2 separate regions of the Homo sapiens genome follow, and region 1 is linked to region 2. Evidence: read pairs that join two places in POLR2A ChIA-PET (ENCODE). Cell type or tissue: K562. All regions are shown on one strand. Links, peaks and the distances in the headings refer to the core of each region. The heading gives the core; the rest is flanking DNA. Region 1 has its middle 9.0 kb from the start of GNG4. Region 2 overlaps GNG4 (G protein subunit gamma 4).

Region 1 (2,911 bases), core at 135-2,634, 59 kb before region 2:
GTAAAATATAGGGTACTCTGAAAGAATGTAAGAGGAAGGACTTTATTTAGATTGAGGTGATCTAGAAAGCCTCTTGAAAAATTGAAATTTTTGGTGAGGCGTGGTGGCTCATGCCTGTAATCCCAGCACTTTGGGAGGGTGAGGTAGGCAGATCACTTGAGATCAGGAGTTAGAGACCAGCCTGGCCAACATGATGAAACCCCATCTCTACTAAAAATACAAAAATTAGCAAGGCATGGTGGTAGGCGCCTGTAGTCCCAGCTACTTGGGAGGCTAAGGCAGGATAATTGCTTGAACCTGGGAGGCAGAGGTTGCAGTGACTGAGATTTTGACACTGCACTCCAGCCTGGGCAACAGAACGAGACTCCGTCTCAAAAAAGAAAAATTGAAATTTCTGTTGAAACCCAATGAATGATCGGAAATTTGGTGAAGATGGGGGCAGATGTGTTCCAGATAATACATGTTCAATAACTGGGGCAGGAACATCAGCAAAGGCCCAGGGAAGGAAAGAACATCCTGTCCCTGTCTCAGCTTCTTGGTGGGTGAGGGTGGGAGTGAAAACGGTGGGTGACGTCAACAACAGCAGTCCAAGGGCCCGAGGGCTGCCCTTCTTTCTGCTTTGCATCTGTGGTATTTTAAGATTCTCAAGACTACAGCATTCCTGTTCCTAGGTGTCTGTCCCAAAGAGAACTGAGCAGTAGCATTTTGTCGGTGTGAGCCTGCCAACCCAGATGTCCCCTCTTTACCTGAAAGTCTCAGTTGGACTCACCCTTTCCACAATGTTCACTGAACGCCAGTTCTGTGCAAGCCCGAGGCTAGAGGCTGGGTGGGGAAGGGAGGGGAGCGGGATTCTTTCCAGCTCGAAAGAGCTCATGCAGCGGGCGCAGTGGCTCATGCCTGTAGTCCCAGCACTTTGGGAGGCTGAGGTGGGCGGATCATGAGCTCAGGGGCTCCAGGCTAGCCTGGCCAACATTGTGAAACCCCATCTCTACTAAAAAATACAAAAATTAGGCAGGCGTGGTGGCACGGGCCTGTCATCCCAGCTACTGGGGAGGCTGAGGCATGAGAATCGCTTGAACCCAGGAGGCAGAGGTTGCAGTGAGCACTGCACTCCAGCCTGGGCGACAGAGCAAGACTCAGTCTCAAAAAAAAAAAACAATTAAAAAAAAAAAGAGCTCATGCCTGGTGACCTGCTTCTCACTATTTTGGATGACGTGTTTATGTTCTGAGGGGAAAAGCAAAAAAAAAAAGCTACAAGGCCGATTTTTTTTTTTTTTTTTTTGAGATAGAGTTTTACTTTTGTTTTCCAGGCTGGAGTGCAAGGGTGCAATCTCGGCTCACTGCAACCTCCGCCTCCCAGGTTCAAGTGAGTCTCTTGCCTCAGCCTCCCCAGTAGCTGGGAATACGGGCGCCTGCAGCCTCGCCCAGCTAATGTTGTATTTTTAGTAGAGACGAGGTTTCACCATGTGGGCCAGGCTGGTCTCAAACTCCTGACCTCAGGTGATCCACCTGCCTCGGCCTCCCAAAGTGCTGGGATTACAGGCGTGAGCCACTGCACCTGGCAAGGCCAACGTATATAAAAATGAGAGGAAACAAACTCAACGAGTGAACATTTTTTATCAGTAATTGCAGAACAATGGGAGTTCTTGGATTATGCATGTTGCAGGCCCTCTTTGCTGATTATCCTTCAGGTGTCCCCAGTTTGTCCCAAACTGTCTCACATCTTGGTCAGCTATATTATTTTTTCATTGTACTCCTTCTCAGGATAACACTCCATGTACTATGAAGCCAAAGCACTTTAAAACCTAATGAGCTTAAAACCTTGAAGCAGAAAGACCAACTGAAAAGCATTAGCAGTTGGAGGGTAGATGGGAAGGAAACAAAACAACTGCTACTGGAGAGAACAATTCACCACTGAGGTCAAAGGTAGCAAAAGAGCTTGTAGGTTGAGCACAAACTGGTATTGTGGAGTATTGCAAAAGCTTCATGTTGCATGCAGGATTTCCCCCAGTCGTTTTCAACTGCACAATTAAGGCAGCTACATTTGCCGATACCAAACATATACACGTATATGCACATTGAGTTGAGAAAGAGGTGCCACCTATATCATGTGTCATGTGACAACAGAAAACTATATCTTGCCACTTTGGGGACACTGGGTTGCAACTCAGCTGTTTGAGAGAAATTAAATAATACAGTGTGTCCTTTGAGGCCAAAATGACTAGAAGATCATTTGAGACTAGGCTACAATATTCCTGCTCAAGAGCTGAGTTCGTTTCTTCCTTCATGAAGGAAGTTAATGAGAGATGAGTTTGAAAAAGGTTGTCTCGTGGCAAAGTTTGGCTCATTGCCAAAGTAAAGTAAACAGGTCTTACCAAAACTTCTGAAGACTGATGATAATGAACTGGTGTTTCATTCTCAGATTTTAATTTTGTTAAAATAGCTGTAAAAGTCCTTGGAATCCAGTTCCAAGGGTAAATAAAAAAGACTGTCTTTTCTGAGACTTTTAGTAAAAATTAAGCTATAATTTTCATAGTGGTTGATATAATCTAAATACAAATGAGTAATTAGGTAACTTCATTATGTAGTTTCTATACACAATTTTCTGCACAGTAGTAGTTTATTACAACCAAGTAAAAGCCACTTACCTGTGCTCCTACGTGGATATGAATTAGACATGCTATTTTATTTTCTACAACGGTCTGGAGAACAGGGTTAGGAGGTAAAAGGTCTCACAGCCTGAGGTGGAGACTAGAAGAACAGCTGTTTCCACCACCCTTTCCACCATGTGCATTTTTAGACCCAAGCATTGTTTGTTCTCTGTTCCCTGCTGCAGGCATTTCAAAGCCAGCTTCAGCCCCGCCTCACGGATACATGTGCTCAGTGGTGCTGCTCACTGCTTTATGTTTAA
Region 2 (2,911 bases), core at 141-2,640:
ATCTGCATGACTCTGGGTCATTACCCTTCACAACCCAGAGTTAATTTAGCTCCATTTAAGAACTGAAACAGCAGCAGCCATGGGGAATTAAAGTCTCTGTTGAAGCCTCAGTTTATTCTTTCATGCACACCAGAGTCACGTTCATAGGGACTGGCTACGGCGTGCCCGCCCTATCTTGGCAATGGGGGCACAGAAGCTAAAAAAAACAAGGCCTCTGCCCTTGAGGGGCTCCCAGTTAGCTCATGGCCAGCCAGTGGGCCTTCCCACTACCTCACAATGAAACACAGCAATTTTTTCAAAGATGAATATATTTTCTTCTTTTGAGAGGGAAGAAAAGCTTTTGAAAACATCATGGTAAAATTTAGTGCTATTAAAAAGCAGCTTTCAGCCAGGAGTGGTGGCTCATGCCTGTAATCCCAATGCTTTGGGATGCCAAGGTGGGAGGATCCTTTGAGCCAGGAGTTCAAAACCGGCCTGGGCAATACAGTGAGATCCTGTCTGTACAAAAAGTTTAAAAATTAGCTGGGTGTAGTCCTAACTACTCCAGACGCTGAGGTTGGAGGATCACTTGAGCCCAGGAGATTAAGGCTGCAGTGAGCTATGATTGCACCACTGCACTCCGGCCTGGGTGACAGAGCAAGACCCTCTCTCTTACACACACACACATATACACACACACACACACACACACAAAAGCCAGGCGCCATGGCTCACGCCTGTAATCCCAACGCTTTGGGAGGCCAAGGTGGGCAGATCACTTGAGGTCAGGGGTTCAAGACCAGCCTGGCCAATATGTTGAAACTCCATATCTACTAAAAATATAAAAATTAGCTGGGCATGGTGGCACATGCCTGTAATCCCAGCTACTCGAGTGACTGAGGCAGGACAATTTCTTGAACCCAGGAGGTGGAGGTTGTGGTGTGCCAAGATCGTGCCACTGTACTCCAGCCTGGGCGACAGAGTGAGACTCTGCCTGTCTAAAAAAAAAAAAAAAAAAAAAAAAAAAAAGCTTTCTTCCGCAACCAGATAAAGGAATCCAGTCAAGAGCTAAATTCCCATCAGCTCCAACAATCTGTGTTATTTTGAGAAATAGCAATGATACAGGGAAGGTGTCTAAAATCACTTCCTGGGGTAGGCTGGTGGGTTGACATCTGAAATACATTTCAAGCGTTGGATGGAAGATGCTATGCAAATGCCAGGAGGACAAGGAGAAATTGATAGTGTCTTTTCTGATGTGTGGCCTCTCAAAGAGCTTCTAGAGTTAGTAAGTTATCTAAAAGAGGAATCTAAAAAGCTGATGGGGCTGTGAATAACATTAAGGGTCAGGAGAACAGCACCTCTGCTGTCCACCACTGTTATGACTGACCCACGTGTCTTCAGCCAGGCTCTTCATCTTGGACCCTGCATAAGGCAGGACTGGGCCCTGCTGGTCTAGCTCAGAACTTTTCAAACTCTAACGTAAACCTGAATCACCTGGGTTAAAACGCAGATTCGGCTGGGTGCAATGCCTCACACATGTAACCCCAGCACTTTGGGAGGCCAAGGTGGGCGGATCACTTGAGGTCAGAGTTTGTTATCAGCCTGGCCAACATGGTGAAACCCCGTCTCTACTAAAAATGCAAAAATTAGCCAGGCGTGTTGGCTCGCGCCTGTAATCCCAGCTACTCGGGAGGCTGAGGCAGGAGACTCGCTTGAACCCGGGAGGCGGCGGTTGCAGTGAACCAAGATCGCGTCACTGCACTCCAGCCTAGGCAACAAAGCGAGACTCTGTCTCAAAAAAAAAAAAAACAAACCAAAAAACAAACAACGACAACAAAAAAACCCGCAGATTTGACTTCGTAGGTTTGGGTAGGACCTGAGATTCTGCATTGCTAACGAGCTCCAGGGGATACTGAAGCTGATGTCTCCCACCAGGCTGTGAGTAGCAGCATGCAGCCTCCCCGAGGTCCCAGCCAGTCCTGTTGAGTGAGAGCCTGAGATACGGGTTTCATGACATACACACCAAAGTGTGGGATGCTCCAGCTAGATGCAGACTTGAGCAGTGTGTCTCAAACGCGGCTGCACATTAAAAGCACCTGGGAAGGCCGGGTGTGGTGGCTCATGCCTGTAATCCCAGCACTTTGGGAGGCCAAGGCAGGCGGATCACTTGAGGTCAGGGGTTCAAGACCAGCCTGACCAACATGGTGAAACCCCATCTCTACTAAAAATACAAAAATTAAGCTAGGCATGGTGGCATGCACCTGTAATCCCAGGTACTTGGGAGGCTGAGGCAGGAGAGTCACTTGAACCTAGGAGTCGGAGGTTGCAGTGAGCCGAGATCACACCACTGCACTCCAGCCTGGGCAACAGAGTGAGCCTGTCTCAAAAAAAAAAAAATCACCTGGGAAGCTTCAACTTCCACTGATGCCTCAGTCCTCCCCCAGAGATTGTGGCTTAAAGGGCCTGGGGTTTGACTTGGGCATCAAGATCTTTATTTTTTTAATTTTATATTTTTGGGGTTTTTTGAGAAAGGGTCTCTGTTGCCCAGGCTGGAGTGCAGTAGCATGATTACAGCTCACTGCAGCCTCAAAATTCCAGGCTCAGGCGATCCTCCTGCCTCAGCCTCCTGAATAGCTGGGATCACAGGCGTGTGCCACCACACCCAGATAATTTTTAAATTTTTTGTAGAGATGGGGTCTTACTGTGCTGCCCAGGCTGGTCTTGAACTCCTGGGCTCAAACAATCCTCCGCTGCAGATTCCCAAAGCACTGGGATTACAGACGTGAGTCACTGCACCCAGCTGGAATCGGGATCCTTAAAAGTCCCCCTAGTGGTTCAGATGTACAGCAAAGTCTGAGAAGCTCTGGTTGCCTATAGAGCAGTGGTTTTATCATAATCTCCAAGAGAGCTAAGACAGAACTCTAAGGTCATG

What was found. ChIA-PET counts read pairs that join two places held together with the same protein. Peaks named below come from ENCODE experiments on the same cell type or tissue, not always from the same donor. Only the 100,000 strongest peaks of a DNase experiment are listed, where the experiment ranks them.
Region 1: POLR2A ChIA-PET joins it to region 2 with 6 read pairs; 5 of 35 experiments call an interaction of 5 or more read pairs at or near these places.

Annotation. Positions count from the first base shown.
Region 1 is chr1:235,657,368-235,660,278 of GRCh38, reverse strand. No RefSeq gene overlaps it. Among named protein-coding and RNA genes, the nearest start is that of GNG4, 9.0 kb to the right of the region's middle. In K562, for the core only: no CTCF peak of the experiment used is centred there; no DNase peak of the experiment used is centred there; H3K27me3 peaks cover 959 bases.
Region 2 is chr1:235,598,198-235,601,108 of GRCh38, reverse strand. All of the region lies in intron 1 of GNG4 (G protein subunit gamma 4), which reads left to right. Among named protein-coding and RNA genes, the nearest start is that of GNG4, 50 kb to the left of the region's middle. In K562, for the core only: a CTCF peak has its summit at 1,373; a DNase peak (open chromatin) is centred at 1,431; H3K27me3 peaks cover 988 bases.